2 separate regions of the Homo sapiens genome follow, and region 2 is linked to region 1. Evidence: read pairs that join two places in POLR2A ChIA-PET (ENCODE). Cell type or tissue: PC-3. All regions are shown on one strand. Links, peaks and the distances in the headings refer to the core of each region. The heading gives the core; the rest is flanking DNA. Region 1 overlaps SCAMP2 (secretory carrier membrane protein 2). Region 2 overlaps SIN3A (SIN3 transcription regulator family member A).

Region 1 (5,260 bases), core at 261-5,260:
TAGGATTACAGGCACCCACCACCACGCTCAGAATTTCTGTATTTTTACTAGAGACAGGGTTTTACCATGTTGGCCAGGCTGGTCACGAACTCCAGACCTCAGGTGATCCACCCGCCTCAGCCTCCCAAAGTGCTAGGATTACAGGCGTGAGCCACTGTGCCCAGCCTGTTTGTTTTTTCAAAGATTCACAAGGCTTGGCCAGGCATGGTGGCTCACACCTATAATCTCAGCAATTTGGGAGGCCAAGGCAGGTGGATCACTTGAGGTCATGAGTTTGAGAATGGCCTAGGCAACATGGCAAAACCCCATCTCTACAACAAATACAAAAAATTAGCTGGGTGTGGTGGCATGCACCTGTGGGCTCAGCTACTCGGGAGGCTGCCACAGGGGGATCACTTGAGCCTGGGAGGTGGAGGTTGCAGTGAGCTGAGGAGTGCCTTTGCACTCCAGCCTGGGTAATAGAGTGAAACTCTATCTCAAAAAACAAACAAACCAAAATAAAGATTCACAAGGCCTGTTAGTTTGTTAAAGGCTCTGAGAAATCCTACAAAAAGACATTGGCTCAGCTTTATTTGACCCAGCATTTCTCAAGGTTATTCGACCATGGAATCTGTTTTCTGCTCAGTCGTTATATCCTTTGAAACTCCCAGTGCACCATTTAGTTGACTTCCTCATCCAAGGTTCTTTATTAAGTGCCTGCTTCCACCCCGCACTGTGGGCATGTGCTTTTATGACCTCTTCCTTGCGTGTGGTTATGATCGGGATGATTAGAAAACTTCCTGCACAGAAAGAGCTGTGAATGGGAAGTTAAGATATGAGTGTGCCACAGAGGTTTGCCCACCTCCTAGGAGGAAGCAGGAAACTGCAAGCCAAGTGTTGTTGATTTCACAGCCTCCACTGGCACACCCTAATTCCTCTGTTGGTTATGGCAGCTGCTTTGTACCCTCTGAGTATTTCGGTCTCTGCTTTGGAATGATCCAGGGTGTCTGCTCCCAAAAGTTTCTCATTAAGTCTTGTCAGGTGATGAAGGGGTGGAAAGCTAAAGGGAGTCATTGTACTGTCCATTTTTCAGCAGTCCACTAAAAATCAGACCACCCAGGCAAGTGCCTAGGGCTGCTTTCCCACTCAGCACTTCTGCCAGATTATCCCAGGCAGACAGCATTGATCTCAAGGAGAGGAAGTGGAATAGGTGGTGGCATTGAACAGAGAAAACCTTTCAGTGTTTGTAAGTTGCCAAGTCACACAATATCACTTTCACACATTGCCTCCTTGCAGTTAAAAGATAATCTCAGTGTTGTGGCTGCTTCCCAAGGATTTGAAATATTTCTCTCCTGTGGAAGGAAGAAGTGGTGGCAGAAACGTGATTTGGGTGTGAACAAAGTTACTTGAATTTCCCTGTGCAGACAGTGGGACCTTCCCAGAGAGGGTTGGCCCCAGCTTGACCATAACTTTGGGAATTCTTGGAATAACCAGATGGACCTGGTAGAACTTTCCTGTGTAACAGAGCATTGTCTCAAGAAATTTGAAAATGGCAGGGTTCTTACAGCTTCACTGTGACTACAGACAGCTGCCCAGATAGGATTCCTGCCTTTATGGTTGGCACCTGGAGCCAGGCTGGGTGTTAAAACTTGGGTAGAGAGATAGGTGAACTTTGACTCTTCCGTTAAGTCTTCTTTGGAAACACTTGGGGTAAGATAATCTTAATTTCAGAGAAATGGTAATATTTAACCAGGACAAACAAGGGGTACTTGCTGTTCATTCAGAGAAGAGTGCTGTGCACATTTGCAAACTGTGACCCATCCAGCAAGTGCTGCTTTGAGATGTTCACGTTAGTGCACATCACTGAGGTCATGCTGCTCTGCAGGCCTGTGCAGGAGACCATGGTAAATGAGCACAGTATGTGATCAATGGCTTCTGGCAGGAGAGCTAAGAAATACTCACTGAGGCTGGGGCGCAGTGGCTCACGCCTGTAATCCCAGCACTTTGGGAGGCCAAGGCGGGCGGATCACAAGGTCAGGAGTTCGAGACCAGCCTGGCCAATATGGTGAAACCCCATCTCTACTAAAAATGCAAAAATTAGCCAGGCGTGATGGCGGGCACCTGTAGTTCCAGCTACTCGGGAGGCTGAGGCAGGAGAATCGCTTGAACCCGGGAGGCGGAGGTTGCAGCGAGCCGAGATTGCACCACTGCCCCCCAGCCTGCATGACAGAGCGAGACTCCATCTCAAAAAAAAAAAAAAAAGAAAGAAAATAAATGCTCACTGAGAGTGACAGCACATCACAAGTGGGATCAGGGCAGTGTCCAAAGGAGCTGGGAGGGCTCTCAGGAGGAAGGGCAGAGACCTGTGGCACAGAGGGCTTGGACTGAAAGCAGAAAGCCTGGCAGATGGGAAAACAGGGTTATTCATTTATTTTTTGAGACAGAGTCACACTCCCGAGTAGCTGGGATTACAGGCGTGCACTAGCATGCCTGGCTAATTTTTGTATTTTTCGTAGAGGTGGGGTTTCAACCACGTTGGTCAGGCTGGTCTCAAACTCCTGATCTCAGGTGATCCACCCACCTCGGTCTCCCGGAATGCTAGGATTACAGGTGTGAGCCACCACGCCCGGCCAGAAAACAGAGTATTTTTGGGTGAAGTAGTGCCAAGAACCAAAAGTCGCTCCTGCTTGCTGTCATCCCTGTACTCCTGTGTCCACTCTTACCCCTGCACCCCCAGGCATGTCCTCACTCTTAGATCTTAATGGTCTCTTAGGGAGTCATGAGCCTGGGATGCGTCTGCTGCTTGTGACTCACATGCTTGTTTGGCCAGTCTCTTGAAATTCTCTCCATCCTTGGCCTCTTTTATCCTGATAATTCTCACCTTCCTCAGCCTGTTTTCACTTCCTGTCTCATACATTTAGGAGTATTCCAGAGTTCTTTTTTTGTTTTTATTCATGCTATTGGAAGTTCAGAACTTAAACTTTGTCTTTCTTTTTTTTCTTTTCTTTTCTTTTCCTCCCCTCCCCTCCCCTCCCTCCCTCCTTTCCTTCCTTCCTTCCTTCCTTCCTTCCTTCCTTCCTTCCTTCCTTCCTTCCTTCCTTCCTTCCTTCGAGACAGAGTCTCACTGTGTTGCCTAGGCCGAAGTGCAGTGGCACAATCACGGCTCACTGCAGCCTCAATCTCCTAGGCTCCAGAAATCCTCCCATCTCAGCCTCCCAAGTAGCTGGGACTACAGGCAAACACCATCGTGCCTGGCTTTTTTTTTTTTTTTTTTTGGAGAAATGAGGTCTCACTTTGTTGCCCAGGCTAGTCTCGAACTCCTGGATTCAAGCAATCCTGCCTCAACCTCCCAAAGTGCTGGGTTTACCCTGTTCTCACTTTATACCTTCATTTCTATGACTTCAGAATAGCATCCACATTTCAGCGATCCCAGATCTAGATCTCTAGTTCTCAGCTTCCTCCTGAGCTCAGACCACTATTTCAAACTCACACCTGCACCTTCCCAATCCTTCCAACCAGAAATATTCCACAGCTATCTCCAACCTGACTCAATATCTTCTCGGATCCTCTCCCTACCCCACCACACCCACCCTTGAAAAACCTGTTCCTCCTCTCCCACAGTCACTTATTTTGGGCACTCCTTTCTTTCTTTTTTCTTTTCTTTTCTTTTTTTTTTTTTTGAGACAAAGTCTTGCTCTGTTGCCCAGGCTGGAGTGCAGTGGTGCTATCTTGGCTCACTGCAACCTCTGCCCCCTGGGTTTAAGCGATTCTCCTGCCTCAGCCTCCCAAGTAGCTGGGACTACAGGCGCATGCCACCACGCCCGGCTAATTTTTGTATTTTCAGTAGAGATGGGGTTTCACTATGTTGGCCAGGCTAGTCTCAAACTCCTGACCTCAGGTGATCCACCTGCCTTGGCCTCCCAAAGTGCTGGGATTACAGGCGTGAGCAACTGTGCCTGGCCTTTTTTTTTTTTTTTTTTTTTTTTGAGATAGAGTCAGGGTGGAGTGCAGTGGTGTGATCTCAGCTCACTGCAGCCTCCACCTCTCCTGGGTTCAAGCAATTCTTCTGCCTTAGCCTCCTGAGTAGCTGGGATTGCAGGAATGTGCCACCACGCCCGGCTAATTTTTGTATTTTTAGTAGAGATGGGGTTTCACCATGTTGGCCAGACTGGTCTCAAACTTCTGACCTCTAGTGATCCACCTGCCTCACCCTCCCAAAGTGCTGGGATTACAGGCGTGAGCCACTGTGCCTGGCCTCAACTCTATTCTTTCCCTTCCCTTTCCTGCCCTGTAGTCTTTCCATTCCCAGGCCAACCCAGAGAGTTGCTGAGCCTGTGGGATTGATGTGAGGAAGGTCTCTGAAGTCCCTCTTGTTCCTCTTCTCCATCCCCAGCTGCTGTCCCTCAATTTGGTCCTCACTTCACCCATGTTGACAGTTGTGTCCTAGCCAGTCTTCCCGCTGTTGTCCTACCATGCTGTTGCACTCCCTTCACTGCTGATAGAATGATCATGTCACCCCTGACTGCAAATCTCTAGTTGTTCCCCGTTGCCTGTAGAGCAACATCCAAAGTCCCACAATCTGGCCCCACCCTCTTCAGACTGGTTCCCTGATACTCCAGACTCTTCTCTCCACACACCCCTCCACAGCCTCCATAACCTTCTCTCTTCTGAACACATGCAAGCTCTTTTTAAAGATTCTCGGCCAGGTGCGGTGGCTCAAGCCTGTAATCCCAGCACTTTGGGAGGCCAAGGCGGACGGATCACAAGGTCAGGAGATCAAGACCATCCTGGCTAACACGGTGAAACCCTGTCCCTACTAAAAATACAAAAAATTAGCTGGGCATGGTGGCACACACCTGTAATCCTAGCTACTCAGGAGGCTGAGGCAGGAGAATCACTTGAACCTGGGAAGCGGATGTTGCAGTGAACTGAGATCACGCCACTGCACTCCAGCCTGGACGACAGAGTGAGACTCCGTCTCAAAAATATATACATATATAAAATAAATAAATAAATAAAGATCCTGTGGCTTTGCAAGTGTGGTTCTTGCCTTCCTCTTTACTGTTTGCTAGGTTTCTTTCATCTCTCAAGATCCAACTCAGATTCCAGCTCAGTAGAGCCTTCCCTGACTCTCCCAGACAGCTTAATTACTCTCTCCTCTATGATCACACTGTGTCTCACCCTGTGTCTGCCCTCACCCTGTTACAGTGCTGATCATGTGCCATCACCTCTTGCCCTGGCTTCTGTGTGATTCTCTGTACTATTTGCTTCTCAAAGGCAG
Region 2 (5,485 bases), core at 1-5,000, 580 kb before region 1:
CTGGGTTCAAGTGATTCTTCTGCCTTAGCCTCCCGAGTAGCTGGGATTACAGGCACCCACCACCATGCCTGGCTAATTTTTTTTTTTTTTTTTTTTTTTTTGAGACAGTGTCTCGCTCTGTCGCCCAGGCTGGAGTACAGTAGCGCGATCTCAGCTCACTGCAATCTCCCCTTCCCAGGTTCAAGCAGTTCTCCTGTCTCAGCCTCCTGAGTAGCTGGGATCACAGGCGCCACCACCATGCCTGGCTAATTTTTTGTATTTTTAGTAGAGACAGGGTTTTACCACGTTGACCAGCCTTGTCTTGAACTCCTGGCCTCAGGCAATCCACCTGCCTTGGCCTCCCGAAGTGCTGGGATTACAGGCATGAGCCACTGCACCTGGCCTTATAGATATTTTGAAAGATTATATTTCTTATATTAAATAGAGATAGGGTCTTACCATGTTGCTCAGGCTGGTCTTCCTGGACTCAAGCAATCCACCTGCCTCAGACACCCAAAGTGCTGAGATTACAGGTGTTAGCCACCATGCCTGGCCTAATACTTAATTTTTAAAAAACTTTTTCTTTGGAAATAATTTTAGACTTCAAAGAGAGTTGCAAAAATAATACAAATAATAGCCCTATAATCTTCACCTAGATTCCCCAAGTGCATCTTTTAAAACCACAATACAGTGATCAAATCAGAAAATCAACATTGATAACAATTATTAATACATTTTGAATTTAACTAAATTTCTGTTCATTTTCTACCTACAGTAGTAAGAAATGTCTGGGTAACATCAGTGTCACCGAAGTCTGTATTGCCCAGATTGGTCTCAAACTCCTGGGCTCAAGCAGTCTGCCCACCTCGGCCTCCCAAAGTGCTGGGATTACAGGCCTGAGCCACTGCACCTGGTCTGGACTCAATTTTAGTTTTTGAGTTTTGCTTTTTTTTTTTAAAGCAGTACTAACTACTTGTAAAGATGTATATTTCATGACTTTTATTTATTGGAGGTCTTCAAAACAGCAAAGAGAAAATTTATTTTTATTTTTAATTTTATTTTTGAGATGCGGTCTTGTTCCATCCCCAGGCTGGAGTGCAGTAGCGCGATCTTGGCTCACTGCAACCTCCGCCTCCTGGGTTCAACTGGTTCTCCTGCCTCAACCTCCCGAGTAGCTGGGATTACAGGTGTGTACCACCATACCCAGCTAATTTTTGTATTTTTAGTAGAAATGGGGTTTCACCATATTGGCCAGGCTGGCCTCAAACTTCTTATCTCTCGAAGTGCTGCGATTACAGGCATGAGTCACCATGCCCAGCCTGAAAATTTATTTTTTTTCCAAAGGAATAAACTCATTTTAGCTATTACCACTTGTACATCGAAACAATGTTGTGGAGTTTTACTGATCTTATTTTTCCTGTATATTGAAATGTTTTGGTATTTCATCATCCTAGGAATTATTTCATCATTACTCATCAATTCTCAAATATGCTAAAGAGGACTAAAATAATATGACAAAGGGAGAATTATAGAATTGCTTAAAAGGATATGCAGTAGTGAAATAAATCATTAGTTTTACACTTCAGTTTTTAGAGATGGGGCCTCGCTTTGTTGCCCAGGCCGAAGGGCAGTGGTATGATCATAGCTCTCTGCAGCCTCAAACTTCTGGGCTCAAGTGATCATCCCTCCTAAGCATCCTCGGTAGCTGGGACTATAGGTGTGCACCGCAGCCCTTCAGTTTTCTTATTGCTTTTCCCAAAACTTACAGCAACTTTTTTTTTCTTTTTGGATACAGGGTCTCACTCTGTCACCCAGGCTGGAGTGCAGTGGCGCAATCTCAGTTCACTGCAACCTTCGCCTCCCAGACTCAAGCAATCTCACCTCAGCCCTCCAAGTAGCTGGGACTACAGGCATGTGCCACCACACCTGGCTAATTTTTGTATTTTTTTTGTAGAGAGAACGTTTCGCCATGTTGTCTAGGCTAGTCTCGAACTCCTGGGCTCAAACAATCCACCCACCTTAGCCTCCCAAAGTGCTGGGATTCCAGGCATGAGCCAGCATGCCCAGCCTACAGCATCTTTCAAGAAAGTATAAAAGAAGTTGGGAGATACCATCTTAAACATTATGTAAGATGTTAACATTTGGAGAATCTAGGTGAAGGAGTACATGGTAATTTTTATACTATTTTTCAACTTTTAAGCTTTCATTGGACATATTTAAAAATCCATAGTTTTTCATCTTCCTCCTATAATGGCAAAGAGAAGAAAACTGACTACAGAAGACATTTCAGAGGAACTAGTAGATGAATGCTGTGTGACAGTAGTACTCTAGACTGTTAGGATGACGGTAAAGTTATATAAACCAAGTTGTAAAATAAGAGTCTTCAGCCAGGCATGGTGGCGTGCACCTGTAATCCTAGCATCTCGGGAGGCTGAGATGGGAGGATCACTTGAGCCCAGTACTTCAAAACCAGGCTGGGCAACATAGCAAGATTCTGTCTCCACCCATATACATATGTGACTGTACCCTAGATGAGTTTAGAATGTGATTTTTTTTTTTTTTTTTTTTTTGAGACAGAGTTTTGCTCTTATTGCCCAGGCTAGAGTGCCATGGCACAATCTCGGCTCACCGCAACCTCCGCCTCCTGGGTTCAAGGGATTCTCCTGCCTTAGCCTCCCAAGTAGCTGGGATTACAGGCATGTACCACCATGCCTGGCTAATTTTTTGTATTTTTAGTAAAAGATGGGGTTTCTCCATGTTGGTCAGGCTGGTCTTGAACTCCCAACCTCAGGTGATCCACCTGCCTTGGCCTCCCAAAGTGCTGGGATTACAGTCGTGAGCCACCATGCCCAGCGGTGAATTTTTTTTTTTTTTTTTTTTTTTTTAAAGATGGGATCTATCTCACTATGTTGCCCAGGCTGGATTTAAATTCCTGAGCTCAAGCTGTTCTCCTGCTTCAGTTCCCCCAAGTAACTGGCACTATAGGCATCCAGCTAGAATGTGATTTTCTTTTTATAAGAATCAGAACTGGGCTGGGTGCAGTGGCATATGCCTGCAATCCCACCTTCTTGGGAGGCTGAGGTGGGAGGATCGCTTGAGCCCAGACGTTCGAGACCAGCCTGGGCAACATAGTGAGACCCCATTTCTATTTTTAAGAAATGAAAAAAAAAAACAATCAAAACCACTGCACTTTGCCAAAAAGATGTATGATAGTATTCTTTCATCTTTCAAGATATTTGTACACCAAAACTTAGTTGATGCAGTTTGTAAGTGGACAGGTGCCAAAGTTACGTATATGTATAAAGATGGTTAGAAGGAAAAATTATGTAAAAATGAAAAAAAAAATCAGTTTTTTTTTTTTTTTTTTTTTTTTTTTTTTTTTGAGACAGAGTCTCACTCTTGTTACCCAGGCTGGAGTGCAGTGGCATGGTCTTTGCTCACTGCAACCTCTGCCTCCTGGGTTCAAGCGATTCTCCTGCCTCAGCCTCCCGAGTAGCTGGGACTACGGGTGCGTGCCACTGCACCCAGCTAATTTTTTGTAGTTTTGGTACAGATGGGGTTTCACCGTTTTAGCCAGGATGGTCTCAATCTCCTGACCTCGTGATCCACCCGCCTCGGCCTCTGAGAGTGCTGGGATTAGAGGCAAGAGCCACACGCTCAGCCTGGATTGTTCATTCTGATTGACATTTATTAGTCTAAAAATGAGAATGCTTATGATTATGGAGCAAAGAAGATGACTGTTCTCTCCAACAAAATTATGAAGTGAGTTTTCAAAGTATTTCATTTGATGGGCAGAAAGGGAAAAAAAGACCCAGAGGTGATAAGCTAGAACCTTACTAGAGCTGTACCTGAAACCTGGAATCAAAATTTACAAAATGGAAGCCAAGCGTGGTGGTGTGTACCTGTTTACAGAGTGGAAGCCAAGTGTAGTGGTATACACCAGCTACTCGGGAGGCTGAGGCAGGAGGATCGCTTGTGGCCAGGAGTTCAAGACCGGCCTGTGCAATGTAGGGAGACCCTGTCTCTAAAAAAAATTTTTTTCTTATTAGCCACTCTGTAGTCCCAGCTACTTAGGAAGCTGAGGTGGGAGGATTGTTTGAGCCCAGCAGTCTGTAATGAGCTATGATCATGCCACTGTACTCTAGCCTGGGCAATAGAGCAAGACCCTGTTTTTTTTTTATTTTGTTTTTTGTTTTTTTGAGACGGAGTCTGGCTCTGTTGCCCACGCTGGAGTGTAGTGGCGAGATCTCGGTCAACCTCCACCTCCCAAGTTCAAGCAATTCTACTGACTCAGCTTCCTGAGTAGCTGGGATTATAGGCACACGCCACCATGCCCGGCTAATTTTTTTGTATTTTTAGTAGAGATGGGGTTTCACCATGTTGGCTAGGCTGGTCTTGAGCTCCTCACCTCACGTGATCTACCCGACTTGGCCTCCCAAAGTACTGAGATTACAGGCGTGAGCCACTGCACCTGGCCAACCCTGTTTCTTTTTCTTGTTCTTTTTTTTTTTTTTTTTTTTGAGACAGAGTCTTCGCTCTGTCACCCAGGCTGGAGTGCAGTGGCGCGATCTCAGCTCACTGCAAGCTCTGCCTTCCAGGTTCACGCCATTCTCCTGCCTCAGCCTCCCGAGCAGCTGGGACTACAGGCGCCTGCCACCACGCCTGGCTAATTTTTTGTATTTTTGGTAAAGACGGGGCTTCACCTTGTTAGCCAGGATGGTCTCGATCTCCTGACCTCGTAATCCGCCTGCCTTGGCCTTCCAAAGTGCTGGGATTACAGGCATGAGCCACCGCGCCCGACCCCTTGTTTCTTAAAAGAAACAAAAAATTTATAGAATGGCTGTGTTCCAAGTTCATGCATGACATTTGATGAGTACTTGGTTGCATTTTAAAGGATGTTGCACATTTTGGATATTTATATCTCCCAGTGTCCAGGAAAGTACGGAATAAAAATTTAGATTTGCTACTTAAGGCTGGGCATGGTGGCTCACACCTGTAATCCCAGCACTTTGGGTGGCTGAAGCGGGCAGATCACTTGAGGTCAGGAGTTTGAGAACAGCCTGGCCAACATGGCAAAACCCCTTTTCTACTAAAAATACAAAAATTAGCCAGGTGTAGTGGCACACACCTGTAATTCCAGCTGCTTTGGGAGGCTGAGGCACAGGAATTGCTTGAACCTGGGAGGCAGAGGTTGCAGTGAGTTGAGATTGCACCACTGCACTCCAGCCTGGGTGACAAAGTAAGACTGTGTCTCAAAAAAAAAAACAAATTTGCTACTTACATTCTTGTTAAAATAGTAAGTAATAACGATATGGGGTTTTTTTAAAGTTATTTATTTATTTATTTATTTTTGAGAGGGAGTCTCGCTCTGTTGCCCAGGCTGGAGTGCATTGGCGTGATCTTGGCTCACTGCAACCTCCGCCTCCCAGGTTCAAGCAATTCTCCTGCCTCAGCCTCCAAAGTTGCTGGGATTACAGGCGCCCGCTACCACGCCCAGCTAATTTTT

Evidence for each region. ChIA-PET counts read pairs that join two places held together with the same protein. Peaks named below come from ENCODE experiments on the same cell type or tissue, not always from the same donor. Only the 100,000 strongest peaks of a DNase experiment are listed, where the experiment ranks them.
Region 2: POLR2A ChIA-PET joins it to region 1 with 7 read pairs; 7 of 35 experiments call an interaction of 5 or more read pairs at or near these places.

What each region holds. Positions count from the first base shown.
Region 1 is chr15:74,863,780-74,869,039 of GRCh38, reverse strand. All of the region lies in intron 1 of SCAMP2 (secretory carrier membrane protein 2), which reads left to right. Among named protein-coding and RNA genes, the nearest start is that of SCAMP2, 7.0 kb to the left of the region's middle. RefSeq lists an enhancer at 2,549-3,480. In PC-3, for the core only: no CTCF peak of the experiment used is centred there; a DNase peak (open chromatin) is centred at 2,769; H3K4me3 peaks cover 444 bases; H3K27ac peaks cover 1,346 bases.
Region 2 is chr15:75,439,997-75,445,481 of GRCh38, reverse strand. The region is part of intron 1 of SIN3A (SIN3 transcription regulator family member A); the gene reads left to right. Among named protein-coding and RNA genes, the nearest start is that of SIN3A, 9.0 kb to the left of the region's middle. RefSeq lists a silencer at 4,330-4,479. In PC-3, for the core only: no CTCF peak of the experiment used is centred there; no DNase peak of the experiment used is centred there.